Regions from separate parts of the Homo sapiens genome. Here all the other regions are linked to region 3. A link is a loop called in an ENCODE intact Hi-C map of the cell type or tissue named here. Cell type or tissue: Caco-2. All regions are shown on one strand.

The links. Peaks named below come from ENCODE experiments on the same cell type or tissue, not always from the same donor. Only the 100,000 strongest peaks of a DNase experiment are listed, where the experiment ranks them.
Region 1: it touches region 3 in a loop (19-fold over the local background); 3 of 110 quality-filtered maps call a loop at or near these places.
Region 2: it touches region 3 in a loop (3-fold over the local background); 6 of 110 quality-filtered maps call a loop at or near these places.

Annotation. Positions count from the first base shown.
Region 1 is chr6:28,605,534-28,609,533 of GRCh38, forward strand. TRA-AGC3-1 (tRNA-Ala (anticodon AGC) 3-1) reads left to right here and starts at 1,623; the gene lies at 1,623-1,694. It also overlaps a transcript of SCAND3 not described here. In Caco-2, a CTCF peak has its summit at 1,505; DNase peaks (open chromatin) are centred at 1,348, 1,688 and 2,578; H3K4me3 peaks cover 990 bases.
Region 2 is chr6:28,726,556-28,730,555 of GRCh38, forward strand. It overlaps TRA-CGC4-1 (tRNA-Ala (anticodon CGC) 4-1), which reads left to right and starts at 2,760; the gene lies at 2,760-2,831. It also overlaps the pseudogene TRF-GAA11-1. RefSeq lists a cis regulatory region at 2,629-2,951. In Caco-2, no CTCF peak of the experiment used is centred here; DNase peaks (open chromatin) are centred at 2,186 and 2,796; H3K4me3 peaks cover 1,740 bases.
Region 3 is chr6:28,792,841-28,796,840 of GRCh38, forward strand. TRA-AGC1-1 (tRNA-Ala (anticodon AGC) 1-1) reads right to left here and starts at 3,195; the gene lies at 3,124-3,195. In Caco-2, no CTCF peak of the experiment used is centred here; DNase peaks (open chromatin) are centred at 1,921 and 3,221; H3K4me3 peaks cover 1,278 bases.

The sequences.
Region 1 (4,000 bases), 190 kb before region 3:
TTTTTAAAAATGAAATGAGGCCGGGAGCAGTGGCTCATGCCTGTAATCCCAGCACTTTGGGAGGCTGAGGCGGGCGGATCACGAGGTCAGGAGTTCGAGAACAGCCTGGCCAACATGGTGAAACCCCGCCTCTACTAAAAAATACAAAAAAAAAAAAAAAAAATTAGCCAGGCATAGTGGCAGGCACCTGTAATCCCAGCTACTCAGGAGGCTGAGGCAAGAGAATCATTTGAACCCGGGAGGCGGAGGTTGCAGTGAGCCGAGATCGCGCCATTGCACTCCAGCTGGGCAACAGGGCGAGACTCTGTCTCAGAAAAAGAAAGAAAGAAAGAAATGAAAATAACACTATTTTTTAAATGACATATCAATGTCAAAAAAAATAAAGACTATGCAAATATTTTTCATTAAAGAAGACTAAAAAAGACAGGACAACTAAATGCAACGCCTGACCCTAGACTAGATCCTATATGAGAGGAAAACATCAGGTCAATTGGTCAACTTGAAATGCAGACTGTAGATTAAATACAGCTATTGTATCAATGTTAAATTTACAAAAGTTCCTAATAGTACTGTGGGTATATAGAAAAGTACTTAAGTAAAGGAAATGGACGTGATGTATGCAACGTACAGGAGAGAGAAGAAGCAACTCATAAGGCAAATGGGGTAAAATATTAATAATATCTAAATCTGAGTAAAGGATAGAAGGGTATTTTTGTATTATTTTTATTTTTTCAACTTTTTAGTGAGTTATAAATTGTTTGAGAAAGAGAGAGGGAGAGATTTCAACGGAGGTGCCTCAGAAGTCAATAGTTGTGAATTTGGGTTGGGCTGGGCCAGCTCTTTAAAATATGAGAAGCTTCCCCCACCTCCCCTCACCATTCGAGAAACCAATAATTTTTCATTGCTCCATGGTTTCCTACAGATTGGTCGCCAAGCAACAGATGCCAGCCCTGCCTTACCTAATTCATCTTTTTTTCAGATAACGCTACTACCCCACCCCAACCCCCACCAGTTTGGCTTAGCAGGGGACCCTCAGAGTTTTGTCGGAGGTAAACTACTCTAGACGTGCGGATCTGGGTGCCTACGTGATGCCTCTCACCCGGGTCCAGATTTCCAGTTTGTCCTTGTGATTGATTCATGACATCTTGAGCTCACAAGAACGTTCCCTGCCATCACCACTAAGTGTTCAGTGGACGTTTTGGGCTTTTGGAAACGGAAGTGATTTGAGGGTCTTTGTTCCAAGAAAGGCGGTGCTGGGCCCGGGGACTGGAACTCGGTAGGCGAGGATCCCCTTTGACGCCCCCCTACAGTTTCCCTTCAAACACGTAGGTCTCAGCTGGTACCCTGGCTGCGCTACTGGCTTTGGCCTCCTGGGGCCTTATGGTTGAAAACAGCAGGAAATGAAGCTGGAAAAAGCGAGAGACAACAGATTGTCTGCTTTCAGGCTCCTTCCTTTGTAATTTCACTGTGTTGCTTTCTTTGGACGCTGCTTGTGCAGGACCCAGCCTAGCTGTTTCACAAATTGCGGAGTTTGCATTCATGATTTCATTGCAATTTACCGAATCTTTGAGAAATACTGATTATAAATCATGAAAGAAATGCAAAGCAACCTGTCTGTGGTTGGGGGTGTAGCTCAGTGGTAGAGCGCGTGCTTAGCATGTACGAGGTCCCGGGTTCAATCCCCGGCACCTCCACCAGTTTTGGGAGTGCGCACTTTCTCCTCTCAATGGACCGCCTTTCCACTTTCCTTTCTCCCTCCCGTTAAATAAACCTAGTCTCATTCATTCAATTTTCTGCTTGTCTGTACAGCCTTTGCAGTGTTAAGTATCTGTATCGATAGCATTGCCACACCAGGAAGGTCTTGAACCCTTTGTAAAAGCATTTTCGCAAATTAATCAGCCTGGTTTCTTTGGATTTCATGCTATGGTATTACTGAAAAACAGAAAAAATATAAAAATAATAAAAGACCCTTTGTTTTATTCACTGTTTTTTTTTTCTTTTCTTTTTTGAATTCTGAAGAGTTCTTAGAGCAAAGAACAGCATGGAGGTGGAATAGCAGAAACATATCTTATTGATGTCTTTCTTCTGAGCTTCCAACCACCCTATACCTTACCTTTTCTTGAATCACCAGATATGGAAGCAGTGGGCCCCGTTAGTATTGTGCGGTGATAGGTACATGAAGGACAATAAAATGCTGTCTGTCATAGCATGGGGTGCCTCCCAAGTCTAACCCGAATGAGACAGAATGGATTGGCTGGTTAAATGAAACCAGAACTACTGTCCTTTTGCTGAAATAGCTTAGTGGGAGTGTGAGAGACCAGGCATCCAAATATCTCTTGTTCAAGAAAATTTCAGTAAAAATAAATGACATGTTTTTGGGAAAAGGGCTTGTGGGGTGCCTGCATAAACTGGCCATAAAAATATGAGACAATATGTTGTGGAAAGCCACAAGAGTCCTCTGAGGAGGAAAGCCTCCTAATTGCCATCATGTTCCCATGCTCAGAGCGAGACCCGCTCTCTTATCTGTAAACACTGCGTTCAAGGAGAAAGACACTCCTTTGAAATACTGGAATGTGGACAGACTCCAAGTTAAGCCCGCTCCCACTAGCTACTCTCCGATAAGTTAAAGATATGCTATTTGAGCACAAAGGAGATTCATTTAAACCGCTATTGCTATAGATAACGGCTATGACGCACTGCCACCTTTTCACTGTTTCGCCCTGAACATCTGCTTCTTAGATCTAAGTTATTGTATTCTATAAATAGTGTGGAGACCAGAGGTCTGAGCCTTTTGCAGCCTCCATTTTGCAACTGACCCCCTGGCTCCCCACCTTTACTCTTGTCTCTTCTCAATCCTTTGTCGCCACCGGACTTTGGGTACCCTACGGGTGGTGTTGAGGCTGGTCCCCAACACATGTTGAACTCATTTTACAAACACATTTAACTAGATGACCACCTCCACTGCCCCAACACAAAAAAGTATCCCACGACACCTACACATGTTAATCAATCCAAATCAAAGGTGATTTGCCTACGCCAGAGCTAGTATGAAATATTGATTAAATACATAATATGAGAGGAAAGAAACCAGTTTTTCCCTTTTTAACTTACTGATTTCTAGAAATTATGTTTTATTCTGATAAATTATTCTGTATAATATATAATGTTAATAGATGTTTATGAGGCTGGGCATGGTGGCTTACACCTGTAATCCCAGAAATTTGAAAAGCTGAGGCAGGAGAATTGCTTGAGCCCAGGAGTTCTAGACCAGCCTGGGCAACATAGAGAGATGATGTCTCTTTTAAATTAGCAGGGCATGGTGGTGCATGCCTGTATTCCCAGCTAGCTACTTGGGAGGCTGAGGCAGGAGAATCGCTTGAGCCCAGGAGGTTAAGACTGCAGTGAGCTGTGATTGTGCCACTGCACTCCAGCCTCGGAAAACAGAGCGAAACACTGTCTGAAAAAAAAGCGGGGGTTGGGGGGAGGGCGCTGTTCATGGTATGTATTCCCATTTAAGTCTATTTATGGTATTTTGGGATCAAATACATTTAAATTGTTTTTCATGACAAGACAAGGATATTCATTATCTTCACTACTACTTAACATTGTAATGGAGGTATTAGCTGAAGCATTTAGACATGAAAAAGTAATTAAAGGATTAACTATTGGATAGAATGGGATAAAGCTATCTATGTATCTTGGTAGGATTATATATCTGGAAGCCACCCCTCAAATGAAAAACTTACTATAGAGAATTTGGTAAAGAAGCTGGTTGCAAAGTTAACATAAACATATACACTCATACACACACACAAAATAGCTTTTCCATATTCAACCTTTGGAGGTTTTTGAATATCAGTTTTATTTTGAAAGCTAACACATGAAGGAAAAGAATCAAGCATTTATCCTATCTCTCCTGTATGGAATGTATTTCAGGATAAACATATAGTTGATGAGGGAAAGATTTTTCTTCTCAGGAAATAACAGCTAATGAATGCAG
Region 2 (4,000 bases), 66 kb before region 3:
TGAATTAATAATCTGTAATTATGAATGCCGATTATAGATACTACAATTACATGTACTGTGAATGTCGATTTAATATTGAAGAAGGCCAGCTACATAATTTACAGGCCCAGTGTAAAATGAAAATACAGGGTCCCTTATTCAAAAAGCAGGGGCAACTGCCATCAAAAGTGCTAAAATACAAAGCTTTTCCCTTTCAGTCGCTCTTTTTTCGGCCTGTCATGGTATTTTTCATTTTCTGTCTAATGTCACTCTAATTAAGAAAAAATAAAATAAAATTGTGAGTATCAAAATGAATTTTACAGTTCATCTTTATTTCACACATCAAAATTCACGGGGCATCGCGATTGCTTTATTATATATGGAGAAGCAAAGGAAGTCAGACACGAAATTCCTTTGCTTATGTGCCATGCTCTTTTGCTCCCCCGAATATCAATTACGAAATATAAATTAAGAGATGCAGTTCATATGAAATTTTAAGACTGCAAAGGCAGATCGCTGGTAGAGTCTCTGAAAAGGAAAAGTTGCCAAAACCCAGAATTGAACCAGTCTCCTTTAGATCTTCAGGCTGATGCCCTCCCAACCGAGCTATCTCAGCTTACTGTAGACTGAAAATTTTATTCAATTTCTCTTTCAATACTTCGATTGTTTCCAACTTTTTAGCTTTCAGGTTTCTTAAGTACTTTTATTATACAATGTATTTACCCACTAAGAAAGACTTGGAACTTATTGACTCCTACATATGATGGCTGAATCCAATTCCCTGGCAGTGTGGAATGGATAGGTGGAGGAGGGAGATAGAAGAAAAGTAACAGGAATTAAAAAACAAACAAAAAACTTTCTGCTCTTCCACATCCTGTTGGTTGAGCCAGACACAGCAAAGAAAATTTAAAAATAAAAATAAAAAATAAAATGTGGTGGCGTTCTTTGTTTTTCTTTTCTTTTTGTCTTTAATAATCTTCGAAGATGTGGAGAATTGGAACCCAAGGTTAATTTCTGTTAATGTGGGGTCAGGTTTCTGTCTCCTAGCGATGATTTTGAATGAGCTATTAATCCTTTGTTTTATCCTCTTTCATCTAGTCTTTGTCATAGTCTTTTGCACTGGGTGGTGCAGAAGTTTATGGCGTACAAATGGAGTAGCACTAAAGGGAGTACTTTGGATCATGTATGCGAGTAAAGCGTATGAGAAAAGAAGGGGTGGCTGTTGGTGAGTAGCTAAAGAACAGCAACATTTTCAGGAAATGAAACCAAGACAGCACACATTTTAAGTATGCATTCTACCACCGAGCAACATTCTTGTGATAGCCAAGCTCTCTTGGAGATACATCTTGATATATCTGTGTCAGTATTTCTAATTTTCAAAACATAATGGTTGGCGGGAGAAAATCCACTGAGATAAATCCCACTATTTCTGAAATCACTAAACTGGATCTCGTTTAATCGCTATACCACGAGAAAGGTTACTGAATTGCAGACTAAATGACAATGCATCTGCTTCTAGGACATTCCCAGTCCAACCTGAAAAGGGTAGACAATTGCTGAAACATGTTTATATGAATATTGTTTTACTTGCACATAATTAACCTAGGGTGAATAAGTTTCTTTCTTTTGAACTGATAGAGCTTTGTTTTCTTTTGTTTTTCACATTGTGAGATTTGTCACAGACAATTGTCACAATTGTTTTGACCTAATTAAAGTGTGGAGCACATTACTGCTAATTATTTTCAATATTCACCTTTTTATTAAGAGCTAGAACAAGTCTTTATTGTGGATCGGAAGCTGATTGGGAAACTAGGAGCTAGTTTTAATGTAAGAAACATCATACATTTTTTATTATTAAAAATGTAGAACTTAAATTTAGGAAAGACAATATCAAAAAGAACTGCCAAATACAATTGTATTACATCAGGATACTAGATGTGTAATGTAAAAAAAGTTTTTTTTTGCTGTAAAAATTATTAGTTGATCAGGAATGGTGAGAAGGGAAAAAATTTATTAGGTTTCTTTGTTTTGTTTTGTTTTGTTTTGTTTTGTTTTGTTTTGTTTTGTTTGTGTGTGTGTGTGTGTGTGTGTGAGACGGAGTCTCGCTCTGTCGCCCAGGCTGGAGTGCAGTGGCTTGATCTCGGCTCACTGCAAGCTCCGCCTCCCGGGTTCATGCCATTCTCCTGCCTCAGCCTCCCGAGCAGCTGGGACTGCAGCTATTAGGATGCATTAACGAGGATTGAGAGTCAGCTGGAAAATGGATGTTGTCACACTGTCCGACAAATACAGTGTGAATTCAGCTCGCCGACGGCTGCCTCTGGACTGAGGAGCACTTCATTTGAGTTAGTATTGCGGGAGAAAATAGAAGTGTGGCAAACATAGCTCAATTGGAAGAGCTCTGGACTAAAGGTCTAGACTAAAATCAGGGATCCTTCTCCATGACTGAACAGTCCTCAATGTTGGAAGTTTGTGCTTTTTGCTGGTGGAGGAAAGTAGCTTTCATGCAGTTTGCTTGTGAATGGAGCTTGAAGCAGGCTAACAGGAACTGGAAAGTCCGAGGATAAGAAACTGCGTCATTTGGACTATAATCTTAGTGTCTTAGTATACTGTTATAAGTATATTAGGATACTGTTAGCTGCCAAACAGTATCCAGTTCAGTGATTTCACGAAAGTAGTGGAATTTAATCCAGCGATCTTTCTCCAACCAACAGAAAATGAAACCAACAAACTGAAAACAAGTGATATTTTATATATAAGCCAACAGAACTCTCATGCGGTCAGGGGGTGTAGCTCAGTGGTAGAGCGCGTGCTTCGCATGTACGAGGCCCCGGGTTCGACCCCCGGCTCCTCCAGTTGTCCATTTTCTTCATTCTCCTTTCTGGTTCTTTGCATGCGTTTGTCACTTTTTCTCCTACTCCTATAAAAAGAGGACAGTGTCAAATGTGTTGCTTTTAATACTATGCTATTTATTCTGGCACTCATCTGTGGCTTTTTATAAAACTTAGCTTGAGAAGAATGTCTTGCTAACGTGAGTGAAACAAGCAGACATTGAAAGGGGGACACAAATTACCCCACAAGGAGTTCTTCTTTATATTTTTTCCAGACGCAAATATCTTTTAAATTATGTTGATTAAGGTTAAAACTTTCTAGGCTTACATCAAAGCTGTGTGTGGGTCATGGCATCATTTCTAACTGTATGTAGATATCGACTTGTAGCCCAGCGTAAAAAAAAAAAAAAAAAAAAAAAAAAAAAAAAACCTAAATAGATAAATTTTCCATCAAGATCTCCTTGGCAGGAAGCACGAACCCTGCAATCTCATTACGGACCCATGCACTTTGAGTTCCGTTTGGCGGTATCGCTAAAGAGATAGACTAAAAAAGAATGGAAATAAGAAAAAATAGGCAGCTCAGAGAAAATTTTCCGTGCATCTCTGCTTTAGGGGCATTAGGTCGTCCAAGGATGAGGAGCAGAAAATCTTCCCACTGGTTGCCTTCCGCCTCTCTCCTCGGGGCTTCTCCACCAGCCGCCTCTGCCGCTGATAATTGAATTGTGAGCAGCAGAGGGGCTGGGCATTAGGTCCCAAGTTTTTCTGGGTGAGTTAGTGTGTAAAGGTTGTCTAAATGTAAGGTGGCACTCAGCGCTTTGCCTCGCGAACGCTTAAAACATCATTTGGGTGACTGAAAACAGCCAGCTCTCGTTCGCTGCAATAGCTTACAGCCTACAGCAAGCGATCTACCAACAGGTTTTAAAAGTTAGGTCTTGGCTGGGCACGCTGGTTCACGCCTGTAATCCCAGCACTTTGGGAGGCCTAGGTGGGTGGATCACCTCAGGTCAGGAGTTCAAGACCAGCCTGGCCAACATGGTGTAAACCTCTTCTCTACTATTAGCCGGGCGTGGTGGCCGGCGCCTGTAATCCCAGCTACTCGGGAGGCTGAGGCGGGAGAATCGCTTGAACCCGGGAGGCGGAGGTTGCGGTGAGCCGAGATCGCACCTCTCCAGCCTCGGCGACAGAGAGAGACT
Region 3 (4,000 bases):
GCCTGTAATCCCAGCACTTTGGAAAGCTGAGGCGGGCAGATCACGAAGTCAGGAGATCGAGACCATCCTGGCTAAAACAGTGAAACCCTGTCTCTACTAAAAATACAAAAAATTAGCTGGGCGTGGTGGATGGCACCTGTAGTCCCAGCTACTCGGGAGGCTGAGGCAGGAGAATGGCGTGAACCTGGTAGGCAGAGCTTGCAGTAAGCCAAGATCGCGCCACTGCACTCCAGCCTGGGCGACAGAGCAAGTCTCCACCTTGAAAAAAAAAAAAAGAAGAAAAAAGAAAAGAAAATGAATCTAATTTTTTTAACAAAAATTAAGTGAAAGAATCCATACTCAAATGAGTACAGATTTGCTGTGGTTTGAAAGTGTCCCCTCCAAAGCTTAGGTGTCACCATGTGATAATTATCAAGACATAGGGCCTTTAAGAAGATTAAGCCATGAGGGTTCCTTCCTCATGAATAATATTAGGTACCCTTATAATAAGAGTTGACAAAGGAAGTTCATCTCTCTATTGCCTTCAGTTTTCTGCCATGTGAGAACACAACAAAAAGGCCATCACCAGACATGAGAGCCAGTGACTTGATCTTGAACTTCCCAGCCTCCAGAACTGTGAGAAAATGTTTCTGGGCCTGGTGCAGTGGCTGTCTCCTGTAATCCCAGGGTTTTGGGAGGCCAAGGTGGATGGATCACCTGAGGTCAGGAGTTCGAGACCAGCCTGGCAAACATGGTGAAACCCCATCTCTACTAAAAATACAGAAAAATTAGCTGGGCGTGGTAGCATTCGCCTGTAATCCCAGCTACCCAGGAAGCTGAGACAGGAGAATTGCTTGAATCCGGGAGGCAGAGGTTGCAGTGAGCCAAGACTGAGCCACTGCACTCCAACCTGGGCAACAAGAGTGAAACTCTGTCAGGAAGTGAAGGGAAGGGAAGGGAAGGGAAGGGAAGGGTTCTGTTCGTTACAAATTACCAGTCTTGAGTGATTTTGTAGCAGCCCAAAATAGACTACGATGATATTATATGATCCCATTTATATTATTTAAAACATAAGAAAAATAATCTATGGAGGTGGAGGTCAGAGAGTTAGGATAATTGAAATGAGGCAAAAGGCAGCTGTTGGTTGCTGAAAAATTCAGTATCTTGGCCTGAATTTTGGTTATATATAATAAGCCGTAAGCTGAATAGGTTTCATGTGTTTTATTTTATATAAATGAAGGCTTAAATTTAAATACAAGAAAAAAAAAGGTTTTCCTAAGTACTTCCTATCCTCCAGTACATTCTCTCTCTTCCTTAGGGTTGTTTTGTTTTGTTTTGTTGAGACGGAGTCTCGCTCTGTCGCATCCTCATGATTATTAGGACTTGGATGGACGGGATGGTACAGTGAGTCTAAGCGCCACATCCCTCCGTCGCTTCCTCTGGATATGAGGGAAGAAAGGTACTTTTTTTGTCCTTAGGGAGGAAGACTCGACCAGGAAGGGGACCTGGTTCGTTTCGGCTTCAAGAGCGCCTCTCCGCTATTTCCGTCGCTCAGCAGACCGGCTGAACTCTTTGGAGGAGAGAGTGATACTGGGTTTTGGTTTGCCCTTCAGGAACCGCTGATACTGTAGCTTCTGAGGGAGCTGCAGGGATTTCCCGATTTCCTGCGTGCCTGTGTTAAAAGTTAGAAGCGGGATCTGCTGGCAGCTTCGAAACTGAGCATGACGGTGGAAACATCTAATTTTATTAGTTTTTGCTTGAAATGCAAAAGATGAGAAAGAAAGTTTCCGTTTGTTTGCTCCACATATTTCTCTTAGAATGAAGCCGATTGAAAGTTAACTTCACCCTGAAGAAACTCCTCCTGGCGTTTGCAACGATCTCCTGTATGTCTCACGTCCAGCTTGACTCAAAAGGACTCTAAAGAGCTGGAGAGCGGCTGCGGAAAGGCGGAGTCACGGTACAATCGGTGTTAACTACTTGTGCAACCACCGCCTCCTTAGTCCTATTAGAGGCGCAGAGGCAGTATAGCTGAATCCCTCACAAGTCGAGTGGGTTGACCTCAGATTGACTTTAGCGATGGCTTGTGACCACCTGATAGATAGTGGCCGTTACAGCGTTTAGAAAGTGAGTAAAAGAAAGGATGCATAGGGAAGCCCACAAGTTTGCTTGGCTTCTGCAGATGGAGAGAGGTCGCTTTTCTGCCTTCTGGATGTTTAGTAACTTATTTTTTATTTCCTTTGTTGGCATGAAATAGAGCTGAAAATAAAAGCAGATTTTCTTTTAACAAGATAGTATTAAGATGCTTGCAGAGTATTTCTCTGTGGATTTCTGCTTGGCACTGTGATACCACAAAGAGCTCTAATCTGGAGGTATGGGTTGTTCCCTAGCTTAGAAGGAGGTCAATCCTGGAGAGTAAGTACTGTGAGGTACAAAAGGATCCTTTGGGATTGGAAAAATAAACGTTCATTACTTTTATTTATGTAAAACAGCAAAATGAGCTTTCTCCTATACTGATCTTGGTCCCTGGAGTTCAGAGTGTTTGCATCTCAGACCAGAAGCTTCCTCAGAGGACCCAGAGAAGTGCTTTTTACTTCCACCAAATTTCAGCTGAGGTGAATGCTGTCTTTTCGTCATTTGTTGTGTGTTTGTAGTTAAGTAGTTTAAGTTTCAGAGTTTGTGGGTCTCCAATGGAAAAGGTTACCACCACACATCAAACCATCAACCCCTGGCAGTGTAATCTTTTAGTGAAAGCTTGTAGGGCTTCTGCAACCTGGTTAGGAGGAGTTAGAAAAAGAAACAGAAAAAGACTTGAGCCTTTTAGCTTCTGATCTGAAATCAGACTTGGGCCACACAGGTCTATGGTTTCTGATGATTTCATTTACAGCTAGAAATTGGCTGGATGGCCAGGAATACTACTTGCTTCCCCCGTGCGTGGTCCATGTTAATGATTGATGGGACTGCTTAGAAAGAATAGGCGGATAATCCTAGGCAGCAAATAACCTCAAGTGAATGAACACGCATCACCCTCTGTATGAGAGAGAAATGCAGAGGCCAACACAATTCACCTTGACAGACAGAAAAATTTAAAGTTGGGGAATATCATGGACCGCTTCTTACTGGTGTCCCGGGGAAGAAAACACGGCCTGGAGGTACTGGGGATCGAACCCAGGACCTCGTGCATGCTAAGCACGCGCTCTACCACTGAGCTATACCCCCTCTGGACTCAGGGCCTTCGGAAAACGCTTTGGTGACGGCCAATATGTGAGCCTGCCCTCTGTGTCAGGATAATCACTATATGTTTCCAATTCCATTGTTAATTCCCTACATGAAGCGCTTCCTCTTTTAGGCACGGCTGGGCCAAAAGAAGAGTAGCTTAGCCGGGTGCAGTGGCTTATGCCTGTAATCCCAGCACTTTGGGAGGCTGAGGCGGGTGGATCACGAGGTCAGGAGTTCAAGACCAGCCTGGGCAAGATAGTGAAACCCTGTCTCTACTAAAAATAGAAAAATTAGCCGGGCGTGGTGACAGGCGCCTGTAATCCCAGCTACTCTGAAGTAGAGAATTGCTTGAACCCGGGAGGCAGAGGTTGCAGTGAGCCGAGATCGGGCCACTGCACTCCAGCTTGAGCGACAGAGCGAGACTCCGTCTCAAAAAAAGAAAGAAAGAAGAAAGAGAGAGAGAGAGAGAGAGAGAGAGAGACAGAAACAAAGAAAGAAAGAGAGAAATAAAGAGAAAGAAAGAAAGAGAAAAGAAAGGAAAGTAGCTTAGTGGTAAAAATAAAGGCACTGTTCCTGATTTGTGGTCAACCCAAGATCAACTCACCCCAAGGTGGACTCTCCATCACGTTAGACTTCCTGGAGCATACTTGCATTCTATCATTTGAGTGTGTCCCGGTATACAACATTCTCTTGCAAATTTTCTGATTATAACTTTCTGTATTCTTTTGACTCTTGGAAGCATGTTGGTGTTTCACATAGTCAAAAAATAAAACTGACTCAAGTGCGTGTGAAAATACCTTAAAAT